Linked DNA regions of Homo sapiens: region 1 is linked to region 2. The links are chromatin loops, found by intact Hi-C in ENCODE. Cell type or tissue: ascending aorta. All regions are shown on one strand.

Region 1 (8,000 bases), 280 kb after region 2:
GATGAATAGGGGAATCAGGATGTGAGGCAGGCCATCTGACTTCCCACACAGCAACCACTTCACAACCATTTGTTGAGCCCAGCTCTGGGCCTGGCCCCCAGCGAGAGCCTGGGGATGAATGAGTCATGGCCCTTGCCCTTGGGGAGCTCACAGCCTCTGGAACCCCAGTGGGAGGATGGGGATCAGGGTGAAGCTGGAAGGAATCTCATGAAACCATGAGAACAGGAAGGAGACACTAACCCCTATTCTCTTCTCTTCAGTGGGAGTCACATCCAAGCTGAGGGCACACAAGGAGCAGGGCTTTTCCAGACAGAGAGTGAGGAGGGTGTTCCAGGCAGAGGGGACTGCTTGCTGTCCAGAGACTTGCAGCTGAGTATAAGCTCATCTTGGAGCAGGCCAGTAGGGCTTTTGCATGAGACGAAGCAGGAAATAGGTCTGGAGAAGTTAGCAGGAGCCCGAATGGCAGGCTGACATGGGACAATGGGGAGCTGTGGAAGGGAGGTCAGAGATCCATGCTTACAAAGGATCCCTGCAGCCAGGGAGGTCAGTGAATGGGAGAGAGAGGCTGGAGGCAGGGACACCCGGTGGAGGCTGAGCCATGTCTGCTTGAGAGGCTGTTAGCTGTGGGGAGGAGATGGGGGAGATGCCTCTAGACAGATAGGCTGATGACAGAGAGATTGGGTTCCAGGTCAGACAGAACAGGGTTCGTACCTACTTATTTGCCCTCCCTGAGCCTCAGTTTCCTGTCTGTAAAATGGGGTAAGAATCGTACCTGCTTCCCAGGATAATGAGAAAGTTACATGGGATTTGTAGGTGGAGCCTGGTACAGGCTACTGAGCTTATGTTTTTTTCACAACTATTTCTCCGGCCCTGGCTATGTTCCAGACACTGCCCTAGGTGCTGGAGACAAGCAATGAATAGACAAAAATTCCTGGCCTGGTGAAGCTTCATGCCAGTGGGGGAGACACACTGAATGGCAATAATGAATTTAGAATGTGTTAGTGGTGGGGGAAATGGGGAATGTGGTGGCCAGGCAGGGCTTTTCTGAGGATATTTGAACAGAAACTGGAGGATATGAGGGAGTGAAGCCTGTGGACATTCACGGAAGATAAGGCAGAGCCAGTGTACAGGCTGCTTGGAGTGAGTGAGGGGGAAGGAAGGAGGAGCTGGGGCCAGACCACAGTGGCCCTTGCCTATTAACGAAACAGGGAGCCTTGTTGGGGAGGTCTTTGAGAATTTTTTTTTTTTTTTGAGACATAGTCTTGCTCCATCGCCCAGGCTGGAGTGCAGTGGCGTAATCTCAGCTCACTGCAACTCTGCCTCCTGGGTTCAAGCGGTTCTCCTGCTTCAGCCTCCCGAGTAGCTGGGATTACAGGCGCCCGTCACCATGCCCAGCTAATTTTTTGTGTTTTTAGTAGAGACGGGGTTTCACTATGTTGGCCAGGCTGGTCTCGAACTCCTGACCTCAGGTAATCCACCAGCCTTGGCCTCCCAAAGTGCTGGGATTATAGGCGTGAGCCACCGTGCCCAGCCTTGAGATTTAATTCATGGCAAATGAATGAATGGTGACCATGACTCCATCCATCCACTCCTAAACCTTCATGGAGGGACTACTATGTGCTAGTCATCGAGTTAGGGAAGATGACAAAACGCATAAGGCAGACCCAACCCTTGGCCCCTGAAGTTTACATTCTAAGGCAGAGACACAATAAAACATGAGTACATGTGCACATGCGTGATTCTACATTGCAGCAGATGCTATGTCAGCAACATAAATGGGATGCAGAGGGAGAATAATCTGGGGGCATCCAATTAGATAAGGAAGTGCAGGAAGACTTCTCAGAGAAGGTGATGTGATGTAGGTGGTGGATGTAGAGAGGCAGCCAGTGGGGGCGAAGGGAACAGCTGCTGCAAAGGCCTAGAGATGGAAAAGAAACTCACGGGGAGGCAAGTGTCCTAAGGGAGTGGGAGGGTCAGCCCTCTCTTGTTTGTATGCTCAGGGCAACCTCAAAACTGGCCCTGAGGGCTGTGGTCAAGAGGAGGCAGCCCTGGCCTTTCCCGGGACACCAGGCTGGCTTCTGGCTGACAGTGGCCTGTTTTTAGCCATGGAACCGTTTCCTTCTGCCCCACCAGCTGCCTCCCTGAGTCACCACCTAGTACCAGAAGTGTGGGAACAAGAGATTAGGCACCTCTGGACCTGTGAAGATGTGGGTTTTGCCCTGTGTGAAGGGAGAGATGGAGAGGACTACGCTGAGGGCATGAGGTCCTCCAACGGAGTTGTTTTATTAATTCTAATTTCATTCCTGTTGACTGAATTGTACAGGTAGTGTGCAGGACAAGGCTTTCCACATACCAGTCCTGGGGACTGGAATCATTGCTCCCATTTTACAGATGAGGAAACTGAGACTCAGAGAGGTGAATCCACTTGCTCAAGGTCACACAGCAAGGAAGTGAAGATGCCAGGAACTGAGTCAAAAGCCTTGTCTGTGTAACAGTCCTTCCTCCCCCTAAATCCTGTCCTCCTGCCTCCACAGCAGCTAGACACTCTTCTGGGGCATAAATCAGGTTAAGGGAGACATGTCCAGTACCCAAATACCTATTTATTGTACTTAACAAACACTTATTTTATTTTATTTTTTTTTTTGAGACAGAGTCTCACTCTGTCACTCAGGCTGGAGTGCAGTGGCATGATCTCAACTCACAGCAACCTCTGCCTCCCAGGTTCAAGCGATCCTCCTGCCTCAGCCTCTCGAGTAGCTGAGACTACAGGCATGTGCCACCACACCCGGCTAATTTTTGTATTTTTTGTAGAGACAGGGTTTTACCCTATTGGCCAGGCTTGTGTTAAACTCATGACCTCAAGTGATCCTCCTGCCTTGGCCTCCCAAAGTGCTGGGATTACAGGTGTGAGCCGCCGCACCCGGCCAACAAATACTGATATTGTAGCTGCCATGTGCCAGACCCTGTTCTAAGCACTTTGCCAGTATTAACTCATGTAATCCTCACAATAACATCATGGGGGTAGGTACTGTTAGGGTCCACATTTTACAGATGGGGGGAACCCAGAAAGGGGAAGCAACTTGCCCAAGGTCACACAGTTAGGACGTGGCGCCTGGTCCATGGGTGGATGGAAGTCTGGGTGTGGAAGGGATGTTTTGGCTGAGGCCTGGATTCCTGGATTGCATACTCTCCCAGCAGGCGGCATGCCAGGCTGGCCGATACAACCTCCCGGCTTTTTCTCATCACTGTGGCAGCCTTGCAGGGCCCTGCCCTCCAAGGGAGAGGGTCTCCTTCCCCTCGGCCAAGGCACTGTTTGGGGTGTGGGCAGGAGTGCCTAACTCTGGGCCATGGAATGCCATAAACCAGGGAAGGAAGGGGGTGGGCAGGGAGCAGGCTGGAGATAAAGCATCGGGGAGGAGGGGCTGGCTAAGGCCAGCCCTGTGGGTGGGTGAGGGTGGCCTTCCCAGGGGCCAGGAGTCCTTTCCTCTCTTGGGAGAACAAAGGCCGAGGCCCAGCAGGTGAAGCTTCCTAATGGTCTTTCAGAGCTACCACACTTTTGTGGGAAGGGGCCGGCCACCTGGAAAGGCAGTGGGCTCCCAGTTCCTGGAACCCCATGTGATGTCGACCATTTTAATGTAGAGAGGATTCAGAAATCGGGCAGGAGATGCCCTTCCGGCTCTGATATTCCAGGAATCTGAGTTGCTATGATTAAAAACTCTGGAAGTTTCTGAAATATTCATTTCAGATTCTGATTCTGCCATTTTAGGATTTGATTCGTCTAACTCTGTAAGGGTCTCAATAACCTTTTTTGCTCTCACCTGCTAAAGAGGAGGAATGGGGACTGGGATTCCCTCCTAGAGATGGACACGCTCCCTATGAGGAGGTCCTTGGTCCAACGAGATGGCCCCATCCCTCCCCTCCAGAGCTACATTAAGGCATCAGAGGGGGTGCCATGGATGGGCTGAGAAGCGGCTCTGCTCCTGCCTTGCCATGTGACCCTGGGCATGTTACCTCTCTTCTCTGGCCTTGGTCTCTCCATCTGTGCCAAGGGGCTCTATCTGGGTCGACAGAGGCATTCACTGTCCCCGCAACCCCTGTCCAGATGAGGGTGGTCAGGTGGGAGCCGGAGGTGAATGTTGGTCATGGAAAGAATGTGAAGGCAGGAGGCCCCGTGGGTGGGGTCCCTGGGCTGGGCAGCTAGCCAAGGGTGCATGAGATCATGGTGTCTCCTTGCCCAGCACCTCCAGAGAAGGGACCTCCTCCAGGTCAGATCCGTTCCTGGGACTCAGACCGTGAGTCAGGCTGCCCTTCCCCACAACCACCGGGCAAAGGGAGTGAAACGCAGAGAGGTGGGCACTGGTCCAGGCTCATACAGTGAGTCCAAGGCATGTGCTGAGTCCAGGGTCCTGCTTGGGGGGTTGGGGCTGAGGGGGCCTGTCTTCTCTTCATGACTATGTCGGAGGCCAGAGGGAGATGTGCAGAGGGGGCTCTGAGCCTGCATGTGGGCAACCCTTTCGCACATTCCCCCAGGGCAAGGGATGAGCAGGAGACTCAGCCTCCTTCTCCACAAGTCCCCACCCTAGTGCAGAGCTAAACTTCCTTGATTCAGGGGGATGCTGGGGAGTACAGCGGCAGAGGCCTGGGCTCCCCCAGCCCAGCCGGCTTCCCATCCTCCTAGTAGCTCAGAACCCAGGCTGGGAAGGGACTGGGGTCACCAGGGCTCCACAGGAATGTGCAACGGGAACAGCGCCCAGCAGAGGCCTCCTTCCCTGACCCAACTGAGAAAGAACTCTCACCCCTTTGAATCTGTCTGTCTGCCTCTGCAGGGTCTGTCTTTCTGCATCTCTCTCTTTCTCTGTCATATACACACACGCAGCCTGAGACACACTGATCCACACAGGCACACGCCATGGTACAGACTCACACAAGAGCCTCCTTCCCCCTCCTCACCATGCCCTGCACACAGAGGGCCTTTCCTCTTCCCTCTGCCCCATGAAGCTGCCCATAGGAGGCTGCACAGACCCTTGCTCCTCCTCCCCATTGTTTGATGGGTTCCAGGCTGGGGTTCAGCAGGCATGGTGGGGAGGGGCCCCACAGCTGGCCAGGCGTTTTCCCAGCCCCTCTCACCCTGCAGGTCCTCCTCCACCCCAGCTCTGAGACTGTGGGAACCAGACAGTTCGGGCTGTCCAGCCGGGCTCGCTTCCTCCCAGGCCCCAGGGGACCTGTCGGGGGAGGAGGGAGCAGCAAAGGCTGGAGTCCTCGGGGCTGCCTGGGCAAGGGAGGGCCTCTGGAGGGGAGAGGGCTGCCTGCCCAAGAAGGGGTCTCCAGCCCCCTGAGTGTAACCTCGTGGGACATAAGACACTCTAGACCACATGCCAAAAACCAGAATGGGGGTGCCCCAGCATCCCTCCCTCCTCTCCCTATGCCCATGATCCAGATAGGAGGACTGAGGCTCTGGGGAGGAAGCCATTCGCCTCTGCTCCTCCAGTGCTGGGGTCTGTGAGGACAGCGATGTTTCAGATTCCTTCTCTGTTCCTCTAACGAGGACCAAGAATATCCCCATTTCTCCTGCTTCCTCGCGAAGGGATAGTCAGAGAAGGTCAAAGGTCAGGGCTCAGTCACTTCTGAATGGTACCTAGGACAGTCACAGCCCATGCTGCTGGCCCCAAGAAATGCCGTCTTAAAGAGTCACCAGAGGACCTCATGGAGCTGGGGGCTCAGGGAAGCTCCCACATTAATGTGGGAAGTCCAAACAGGGGGTAGGTGCTGCCTTTTGAACCCTAGGTGCCCTGTCTGCACAATGGGTAAAGGGTGCCTTTCTAGCCCTGGCCTTCCAGGATTGCAGCAAAGCCCTCCCACCTCTGGGGGCCACCACCAGCTCTGCCCTGACCCTCTTCTCCACCCTTATGTCCTCACTCAAGCTGCAGGTCAGAGGCTGGAGGGTAGAGCCACACAGATGTGGTTTTGATTTACCCTCTGCCACCCATTTGCCCTCTGGAGTTGGAGCTGGCGAGCCTGTTTCCACCACTGTAAACGGGGCCAACTTTCCAAATCACACAGGTGAGATGATACATACAAGCCCGGGACAGGATCAGTGTCACAAATTGTCAGGGTTATGATGACTGCACCTACGGGGGCTAAGTCCCAGCATCTGAGACTGGAGAATCAGTCCCTCAGGCCAGCCCAGTCTTGCCCCTGCCCAGTCTCTCCCTTGCCTGTATCCTCCTCTCCCTGCTCCCCATTCCCTACCTCCCCTTCCTCTCCCTTTCTAGGAAACTCCCTGAGAAAGTCCCCAGCAGGAGAAAACCTCATGTGAGATATTCCCACCAAGGGTCTCTGCCCCCGCTGCACAACCCCACAGCCACAGCCACCCCCACATACAAGCAGGCACCCTGGCCCTCAGCCCCCAGCCATCAGGCAAGCTGACCCTCATCATCACATGGCTTTATTGGCCCTGAGAGCCACAGAGTAAATCCCAAGAGGCCCTGCTTCCCCTCACCCCCAAGTTTGTCCGGAGGCCCCAGGGGCCTGGCTGAGCACCGCTTCAATCCTGGCTTTCTGTGTGGTTGTCCTTGGCTCACCAGGGCTGGGTCCTTCGAGAGTTCTTCAGGTCCTAGAGCCAGGCTCAGCCCGGAGGGTGAGGGACCTGCAGGGACTGCCCGAGGTGAGGCTGCCTTTACTCAAAGAAGAACATTCCTGGCGTCCGGTATAGGCAGGGGGTCAGCCCCAATGGGTAGCCGGAGCCTCCCTGGACAGGGAAGCCACCTGCAACCCAGGGTTCCTTGTGGTCAGTTGGCAGGGGCAGTGGGGCCCGGAGTGAGCCTGGAGGGGTGGGTGGTGCAGGGGAGGGGGCTGCTGAGGCCAAGAGGTGCTCAAGGCCTGGGTCAGCCCCCATGCAAAAATTCAGTGCCTGCAGCCGACACTGGTAGCTGCTCCCGATGCCTGATTCCGGGGACAAGACGGGCGTAGGGGCCTTATTAAAACTCTCAGCCTCTGAGAAGCCGGCAGGAAAGCCAAACGCTGGGCATGAGGAAGATGAGGTGGCCACGGGGAGCTCCCCTGGGCATGCAGGCTTGGGCGTGGAAATCTCTTTGGGCTCCATGGGTGGCCGAGGCCTGCCATCAGTGGTTGCTGGGCACATACTGGCTGGCATGGCCCCCACCAGACCCCCAAAGCTTAGGCCCTTGGGATCTGGCAGCTCTGGTGGGAATGAGCACTGCCTGCCGGTCGTGGCGTTGGGGACTCCTGGGTCCTGGCTGGTCGCCCTGAGGGGTCCACGGCGTGCCTTGGCGGGGCCCCGGGTGCCCTCAGCACCTGTCTGCCGGGTGAAGCGGCGGCGGCGGCGTAGGAAGCTGCCGTGCTCAAACATGTCGTGGCAGTCAGGGTCCAGCGTCCAGTAGCTGCCCTTGCCTGGCTTGCGGTCATCGCGGGGCACCTTGACAAAGCACTCGTTGAGTGACAGGTTGTGGCGGATGCTGTTCTGCCAGCCGGGCCGGTTGTGGCGGTAGAAGGCGAATCGGCCCATGATGTAGCGGTAGATGCCACTGAGGGTGGCCCGCTGCCCCGGTGAGCTCTGGATGGCCATAGCAATAAGGGCGATGTAGCTGTAGGGAGGCTTGGTTGGCTCAGTTGTGGGGGCGCCAGGCCCGGGCAGAGGCTGCTGCTGCATGCTGGCCGGGCTGCCAGGCTGCTGGGACCTGCTGGGTCAGGCTCAGCTTCCAGGGCTGGCGTCCGGAATAGCCTGCCCAGGCTGGTTAAAAGGTCCACTGGCCCAGCCTCCCAGCCTGGAAAGGCAAAAAGGGGTGGGTCTGCTGAGCCATCCTCCCCTCCTCCCTCGCCCCACTCCCACAAGGCCCAAAAGAGGCGGGCAGGAGAGGCCAGTAGTGGGAAGCCGAGCAGCTGCCAGGGATGAGGAGTTGGGAAGGAAGGGACTGAGACCCTCAGCCCACGTGTGCTGGGTGGTGGTGGCTGGGGAGGGACAGGATGTGAAACTGAGCGGG
Region 2 (8,000 bases):
CCTCTGGTTTCTCATCTTGAGTTAATAACAAGAGTTCCTACCATGAAAATCTGGAGAGAGTGCTGAGCACACACTGACCTCAGTCGCTCTTGGTTGAATCCTGGTTGCAGTCATCATCATCATCTTTTATCAGCCTAGCGTCAGGTCACCATGTCTCAGCTGCTCTAGCTGTTCCCTGCCCTCTCTTTACTCAGACATTTTTCAGTCTGTTGTAGACAGTGAGCACGAGGGGGAGAAGGTGGGCAACTTAGGTCAGCGTTTAAAACACAAGAAAGGTCTTATCCAAGTTAATGCACCTATGCAATGGGACTTGCCGTCAGCAGGGGGCGCCAGCAACAGCTCCATCATTTTATGCCCCGTCATCCCTGTGAGGGCTGGCAATGTTGCACTTAACTTTGAGGTGGTTTGTGAACTTCTCTTGATTTCCTCATGCCTGATAGTTGCAAAAGCAGTAATAACAGTGACAGTGGTAATGAGAAACTTACTACCAGCATCATTGAAATCCAGTTTCCATGTGAAACTTAGGTTTTTCCCACTCACATACACCTGGGTTATTTGTGTAGTGCCACTTCAAACCTTAGGAGCATATGGGCTCACAGTCACCTTTGGAAGAGACCTGGCCAGTCTGTAAGTAGAGGGATGTCTGTGCCAGCCGTCTCTACTCCTGGCTGTTCAGAGGTAATACAAAGTGAAACCCATAAGAAGCCCCCAGGCTATTTGCTGGAGACAGATTCAACTGCCAGCACCCTCAGAGACAGAGTCTCATTTTTTAGCCTGGGCTCACAGCATAAGCAGCTCCTCAGCTGATTTCCAGAATCAGTGCAACATTCCCAAAGGGAGTCACTTGTATCCCAGTTCTCAAGATAGGTGAGTTCTCAAGGTACTTGCAGCCGAAGGCTTAGAAGCACCCAGGACAAGGAGAGAAGGGGGTCAGAAGCACTCATTCATTCCACAAATGTTAATTGAGTCCATAGTACTGGCTGGGCACATCCCAGGTGCTGGGGACATGCAGAGGTTACGGAGCTGGCATTGGAGAGGGAAGTCACGTAATGGCAATGCCGGGCTGTATATGATTCATCTGTTCTGAAGCTGATCTTGGATGAATCACCTCCAGGAAGCCACTGGCATTTATTCATGCAGCCAGCATCTAGTTAGTACCACAAATAGGCTATTGAACTATTACGTCCACTGCACTTAAAAGTAGTAACTTATCTTTGCAGTTTCTGTATCTGTGTTTCTCAAAGCATGATCCAACGGTATGAGATTCACCTCAGATGTTTTTTTCAAAATGCAGATTCCTGGGCCCTGCTCTAGAGCTATTAGATCAGACTCCCTGGGGGTGGGACCTAGAATCCTGCATTTTTTCACAAGCTTTCCAGATGATTTTTATGCTGACTAAAGTCTTACAGCCACTGTTATAAGTTGCAGCATTTGATATTCATAACTACCAAGGAGATGAGCTCATTTTCCCATTTTGCAGATGAGTAAACTGAGGCTAAGAGAAGGAAAGCAACTTGTCCAGAGACACATAGCTGGGGGCAGTATCAGCGTGCACACCCACCTCCAGACTCCCAGCCCAGAGCTCAGTCACCCCCCCACAACCTCTAGGGTCTTCCCCAGCTCCCTCAGAAGGGGTATTACTAGTTCAGTCCCTATATCTAACCCTCCTCCTCTTTCTTCACACCTTCCCTGCAGCTTGAAGAAGAATACCCACACCTACTTCTACACCAGCTTTGCAGCCTACATCTTCGGCCTGGGCCTTACCATCTTCATCATGCACATCTTCAAGCATGCTCAGGTGGGCAGGACGGTATCAGAGTGTCAGGAATGCCTCACTGCAAATAGAGGGACTTACAGAGGGATTTATTTGTAAATGCAAGCAGTCCAGAGATAGGCACTCCCCACTGGTGTTGGAGCAGTCATGTCTGTGATTCTCTTGGCCTTCCATTTGTGGTTGCAAGATGGCTGCCACTGCTCTAGGCAGCATGGGCACGTTAGAGGCAAGAAGGAGGGAAAAGCGTAACAGCCATGCCTGCTGCCTTCATCAGGAAGGCAGGAACTTTCCCAGAACCCTTTCAGCATCTCATGGGCCAGACTGGGGTCCTAAAGCCACCCTGGCTACAGGAGAGTCCAGGAAAGAGGATTTGGCTTCTCAGCCTTGGTAGTGGGAAGCAGGCAGAGAAGAACAGGATTGGAGTGGGTGTTGGGTATTGGGGCGTCCCTCCCCCTACTCCCTAGTAGACCAGGCTCTGCCTCCTTCTCCCACCAAGATGAGGATGGAGTACTGAGCTGCCACAGAATGAAGCAACATAGCACAAAGACTGGGAGCCCTCAGTGTGGCCTGGAGAGGGGAAGATTCAGGGGAAAGTGAGCAGACAGGATTGCCCTACTTTCTACTGGAAATAATAAGAGCTCCTGTTTGTTAAGCACTTCCACATGTCAGGCTCTGCACTCATGAGGATCCTTGTGAACAGGTGGGGAAACTGGAGTTCAGGTGACACACTGCAAGTATGTGGTAAAGCCAGGATTCAAACCTGGGTCAGCATGGAAACCACACCCAGGCTCTCAAGCCCTGGCCATGGGAAACGCAGCATTGAACAGGGGCTAAGGGAGCCCTGTTGTGAATCCCAGCACCACCCAGTAACCATGGAACTCTGGGCTTGCTGCTTCTGTCCCCTTTCCCCTTCCCCAGGGCCCAAATACAGACGAGCCATCTTTGAATTAATCACAAAAGCTGGGGTTTTTTTAATCACTCTGTGCCAGGCACTGTGCTAAACTCTTTTGCTAATAACTCATTTAGTCCTAGTACAGTATTACTTTATAGAAGGTCAAAAGGCCCCTAGCCCATAATTAGAAAAACCAAGAACAACCATTGTGGAACTGCCTCTCACTTCTGCTCAAGGGCTTCAATGGCGTGTAAGGTGAGAGTAACATGCGTATGGCAAGGGTCACAGAGAGTGACTGGACCTGGTTTGGAGGACTAGTTAAGAGACCTTTTGGAGGTCTCTGCAGCTCCCGGCCCCTTATTGGAGTCCAAGCCCAGAGCCAATTCCCCCAGTGGCCATAAGGTGGCAGCCTCACCCTCTGCCTGGCTGGACTGAGAAGAGGCTCCCATTCAGAGCTCTGGCACACAGGAGTCCTCTCCTTTATCGGAAAACTGCAGCGCTGAGAGAACGCGAACACTACATCAGGCTGGGCCCTGGGTGGCGATCTGGACTCCAGACTAATGAACTCCTGAACCCTGCCCCAAGGCCTGTGTTACTCCCCAGCAGCAGCCCAGCCCTTCTCCCCAGTCATCCAAGTGGGTACCTCTCTGAAAATCCTTGGAAAGGGGATCCAGGACATGAGGGGACCCTGTCCCATGGGGTCCCCTGCTCTCCAACACACAGGTAGTCCCAGTGCTAGCATTGGTCTAGGTAAGGGTCACCTCTGCCTTTGTGCAGTGGTGTGATCTCAGCTCATTGGAGCTCCGCCTCCTGGGCTCAAGCAATTCTCCTGCCTCAGCCTCCCAAGTAGCTGGGATTACAGGCGTGCACCACCACACCCAGCTGATTTTTATATTTTTAGTAGAGACAGGGTATCACCATGTTGGCCAGTCTGGTTTCAAACTCCTGACCTCAACTGACCTGCCCACCTCAGCCTCCCAAAGTGCTGGGATTACAAGCGTGAGCCACCACACCCATCCTACTTAGGGATTGTTAGATTCAATAATTTAATATACATAAAGCAGTATTGATCACAGCCCACCTATGACAGATGGCAAGAAATAAGTCTGAATGTTAGGATCAAGGGCATGCGGGAAAGACTTCTTTGTTCTCTGGCCAAGGGCTGGCTTTACGTTAAGAATGAAGTCTCCGGCCAGGCGTGGTGGCTCACACCTGTAATCCCAGCACTTTGGGAGGCCAAGGTGGGTGGATCACCTGAGGTCGGGAGTTTGAGACCAGCCTGACCTACATGGAGAAACCCCATCTCTACTAAAAACACAAAATTAGCCGGGCTTGGTGGAGAATGCCTGTAATCCCAGCTACTTGGGAGGCTGAGGCAGGAGAATCGCTTGAACTGAGAGGCGGAGGTTGCAGTGAGCCGAGATCGCACCACTGCACTCCAGCCTGGGCAACAAGAAGGAAACTCTGTCTCAGAAAAAAAAAAAAAAAGAATGAAGTTTCCTCACCCTCTCCAGGACAATCTCTTCACTTCATGAGCACCCATGAAGACGCACCATGAAGGAGCCATTCACTGAGTATTTACCAGGCCCTCTTCAGTATGCAGGGCACACTACGGTGAGCAAGACAGCTGTGGGCCCGCCCTCACTGAACTCACCACCTATGGGGATGTTCCATTACAAATTGCTGGGGAGGCCAGGCACGATGGCTCACACCCATAATCCCAGCACGTTGGGAGGCAAAAGCAGGTGGATCACTTGAGCTCAGGAGTTCAAGACCAGCCTGGGGAAAATGGTGACAACCAGTCTCTACAAAAAATACAAAAATTAGCCAGGCATGGAGGCGCACACCTGTAGGCCCAGCAACTTGTAGGACTGAGGCGAGAGGATCACTTGAGCCCAGGAGGTCAAGGCTACAGTGAGCCATGTTCATATCACTGCACTTCCGTCTGGGAGACAAAGTGAGACCCTGTCTCAAAAAAAAAAAAATTGCTGAGGAATGCTGTGAGGGAAATTAGAGGGACTTACAGAGCACGTAGCAAGGGACCTGACTCCATGTGAAAGAACTCAAGTGCACCAGCCTGGCCAACATGGTGAAACCGCATCTCTACTGAAAAATACAAATATTAGCCGGGCATGGTGGCGCATGCCTGTAATCCCAGTTACTCAGGAGGCGGAGGTTGCAATGAGCCAAGATCGCACCATTGCACTCCAGTCTGGGAGACAGAGCAAGACTCTATCTCAAAATCACAAAAAAAAAAAAAAAGAAAAGAAAAGAAACTCGGCCAGGCGCGGTGTCTCACGCTTGTAATCCCAGCACTTTGGGAGGCCAAGGCAGGCAGATCACAAGGTCAAGAGATCGAGACCATCCTGGCCAACACGGTGAAACCCTGTCTCTACTAAAAATACAAAAAAATTAGCCGGGCATGGTGGCAGGCACCTGTAGTCCCAGCTACTCCGGAGGCTAAGGCAGAAGAATGGTGTGAACCTGGGAGGCAGAGCTTGCAGTGAGCCAAGATCACACCACTGCACTCCAGCCTGGGTGACAGAGCCAGACTCCATCTCAAAAAAAAAAAAAAAAGAAAGAAACTCTTTGGGCTGGGCGTGGTGCCTCAGGCCTATAATCCCAGCAATTTGGGAGGCCGAGGCAGGTGGATCACCTGAGGTCAGGAGTTCGAGACCACCATGGCGAACGTGGTGAAACCCCATCTCTAGTAAAAATACAAAAATTAGCCAGGCGTGGTGGCAGGCACCTGTAGTCCCAGCTACTCAGGAGGCTGAGGCAGGAGAATCGCTTGAACCCTGGAGGCGGAGGTTGCAGTGAGCCAAGATTGCACCATTGCACTCCAGCCTGGGCAACAAGAGTCAGAGACTCTGTCTCAAAAAAAAAAAAAAAAAAAGATTTGGGTCTCTGAGTCCTGGGCTATTTTCCCTCTCCTTGTGAAGCATTGGTCTTCCTCCTCTGCAAAAGGATAACCATCATGGGATGTGGCAGTGGGCTGACTTCCTGGGAAGGCTAAGCTCAGTGCCTGCACAGTAGATGTTCATGAACAGGGTCTTAGTATAACCGTCCTTTTCTCCAAACCCAGCTTTACCAGGAGTCTCAGCACAGACATGCCAAATTGCTTGGGTGTGAATCCTGGGGGAGCCAGTGACCAGCTAGGTCACCTTAATACAGGCTGCAACAAGTAGTTATTACATAGCAGCTGTGGTGTCATCATCACTATAATAGCATCTCCTGGAGCATTTGCTAAAATGCAGGTGTGAGCCCCAGACCTCAGGAAGCAGAGTCTCTGGGAGTAGGACCAAACCAGGAAGTTGCTTTTTGAACCTGGTGACCTAGGTGATTCAGATGCTGCCAGCCAAACCCCTGGGAACCCTTGAAGCCCTGCCTACTTGAGTTTCTTAGTTTTCTTGCATTCCCTCTCGGGAGGAGCAACCCTTGTCTGGGAGTTAGGAGCCCTGGGTTCAGGCCCAGCCACTGACTTGCTATGGTCCTGGACCAGTCACTGTCCTTCAGTCCAGCCCAGAAGGGGTTTGGGGTGCTGGGCACGGCCCTGAGGCAGTGCCGTGCCCAGCATGGCTTCACCAGCCTGTGTCCTCTCATAGCCTGCCCTCCTATACCTGGTCCCCGCCTGCATCGGTTTTCCTGTCCTGGTGGCGCTGGCCAAGGGAGAAGTGACAGAGATGTTCAGGTAAGGCAGAGTGGGGGGCAGATGTCCTCATGGGCACCAGTGTGCCTGCTGGCAGTCAGTGGAACCTGCTGGGGGTATCTTTACACCTCTCCAGGGGAACATTGTTCCTGCCACCAGCCCCACCCCTTGCCTTTTTCAGCAGTACATGGGTACCTGGCCTGTGGACACCAGTGGGAACCTTACCCTGGGCCAGGAGCCAGGGGAGCGCAAGGCATCAGAGCCCTCTAGGCATCCCCCATCCAAATGTTAGCTGGATCTTAAGAATAGCTGTTGTGGATTTTTCTCTGCCTACTGTCAGAAGTCCTAGGTGACTCTGCCCCCAGGTGACTTCAGGCATGTCTTCCCCTCCCATGGCCTCAGTTTTCACATGTGAGTAATAGAACAGGGGGCGTGTGGGATGCCCTAGTGTGGTAGAAAGTGCCCCGAGTAGAAGGCAGGTGTCAGTCCCTGTTCATTCACCTCTGTGGCTTTAACCCACAGCTCACTGCTTTCTCTATATCTGTATCTCACACAGATACCCCTTCCCCAGGGCCATATCCACACCTACCACACCCTGCACACAGCCCCACCCATACCGCAAGGCCTGCGTGACTCCAACAGGTGTCTGCCCCCAGCACTGCCGACCCTGCCTGCCAGGGACCTAGAAATAGCTGTCAGTTGCGATTAAAGCTGCCTACTCGGGTGCCTTCCGCCCAGTTCCACCTGCCTGGCCTCCAAGCTGTCCCTAGAGCGCTTGCCAGGGCCTCCTGTGCACCTGGCTCCCCGCAGGGGAGCCTGTGACTCACCCCTCCCCCGGACCTGCCTCTGCCCTCCCTGTCCTGTCTAGAATCCCCAGCCCCCCGCCTGCCTGCCCACATTGCCTCGCCCAGCAAAGCTCTGTGGTCTGAGGCAAGTGGGGGCTAGGGGTGAACTTGGGGACAGGTCTCAGGGAGCTTTGGGAGCAGGCATGGCACCCGATCCCTGAGCTTAGCACCCATCCTTCACCCTCCCTCTGCTTCCCATCCAGCCCAGGTTTCCCTGCCCCTCCCCTTGGGGTAACCACCCAATGCTATTGTGCCCTCATCAGGCAAAGCTCTGAATACACAAGGCAGAGGGTGCCCCTGGCCTTTACCTGCTTGGTGCTAAATGCTCTGCCATACAGGTACCCTGCCCCCACTGTTTGCCCTCCACTCCCACCCTGGACATTCTTAGATTGGGGTAAAAAGCAAGTGATCTCTCTCTCTCTCTCTCTCCCTCCTTTCTCCCCATTTCTCTCCCAATTCTCCACCTTTTTACTTTTCCCTTCTATTCTCCTCCTTTTTTTATTGATTTACTTATTTTTATATTGGTACCACATTCACATAGTTAAAAATTCCAAAGCTGTAACAGAGAGAGCACCCTCATGCTCCAGCTACCCCACAGAGGCCAGCAGTGTTACACAGACATTCAGACACCTGTGCACTGATGTGTGTATACTTTTTCTTGCACAGACGGTGGCATTCTTGGAGCATTCTGCACATTGGGTTTCTACGGTATTTCTTAGAGGTGTTTCCACAGCAGCACATACACTTCTAGAGCATGCTTGTTCTTCTGCACAGTGGCCTGATGTGCCTTTGTCTAGGTGCATCTTTCTTTTTTCATTCTCCAAATAATATCAGCTTCTT

Evidence for each region. A loop is a pair of places that touch in the nucleus more often than their neighbours do. Peaks named below come from ENCODE experiments on the same cell type or tissue, not always from the same donor. Only the 100,000 strongest peaks of a DNase experiment are listed, where the experiment ranks them.
Region 1: it touches region 2 in a loop (4-fold over the local background); 4 of 110 quality-filtered maps call a loop at or near these places.

What each region holds. Positions count from the first base shown.
Region 1 is chr20:31,837,874-31,845,873 of GRCh38, forward strand. FOXS1 (forkhead box S1) reads right to left here and starts at 7,731. Exons shown (of 1, transcript NM_004118.4): 1 at 6,430-7,731. The coding sequence starts at 7,669. The coding sequence ends at 6,677. It also overlaps a transcript of DUSP15 not described here. RefSeq lists enhancers at 1-16, 7,115-7,672. In ascending aorta, no CTCF peak of the experiment used is centred here; DNase peaks (open chromatin) are centred at 3,198, 4,278, 5,218, 7,718 and 1 weaker place; H3K4me3 peaks cover 4,164 bases; H3K27ac peaks cover 8,000 bases.
Region 2 is chr20:31,559,939-31,567,938 of GRCh38, forward strand. HM13 (histocompatibility minor 13) reads left to right here. Exons shown (of 13, transcript NM_178581.3): 10 at 1,696-1,798; 11 at 6,272-6,357. It overlaps HM13-AS1 (HM13 antisense RNA 1), which reads right to left. Exons shown (of 3, transcript NR_046853.2): 3 at 7,649-8,000. Among named protein-coding and RNA genes, the nearest start is that of HM13-AS1, 9.3 kb to the right of the region's middle. RefSeq lists enhancers at 647-1,846, 5,850-6,725, 6,726-7,601, 6,875-7,014. In ascending aorta, CTCF peaks have their summits at 316 (motif pointing right) and 3,052 (motif pointing right); DNase peaks (open chromatin) are centred at 343, 723, 1,053 and 3,073; H3K27ac peaks cover 3,443 bases.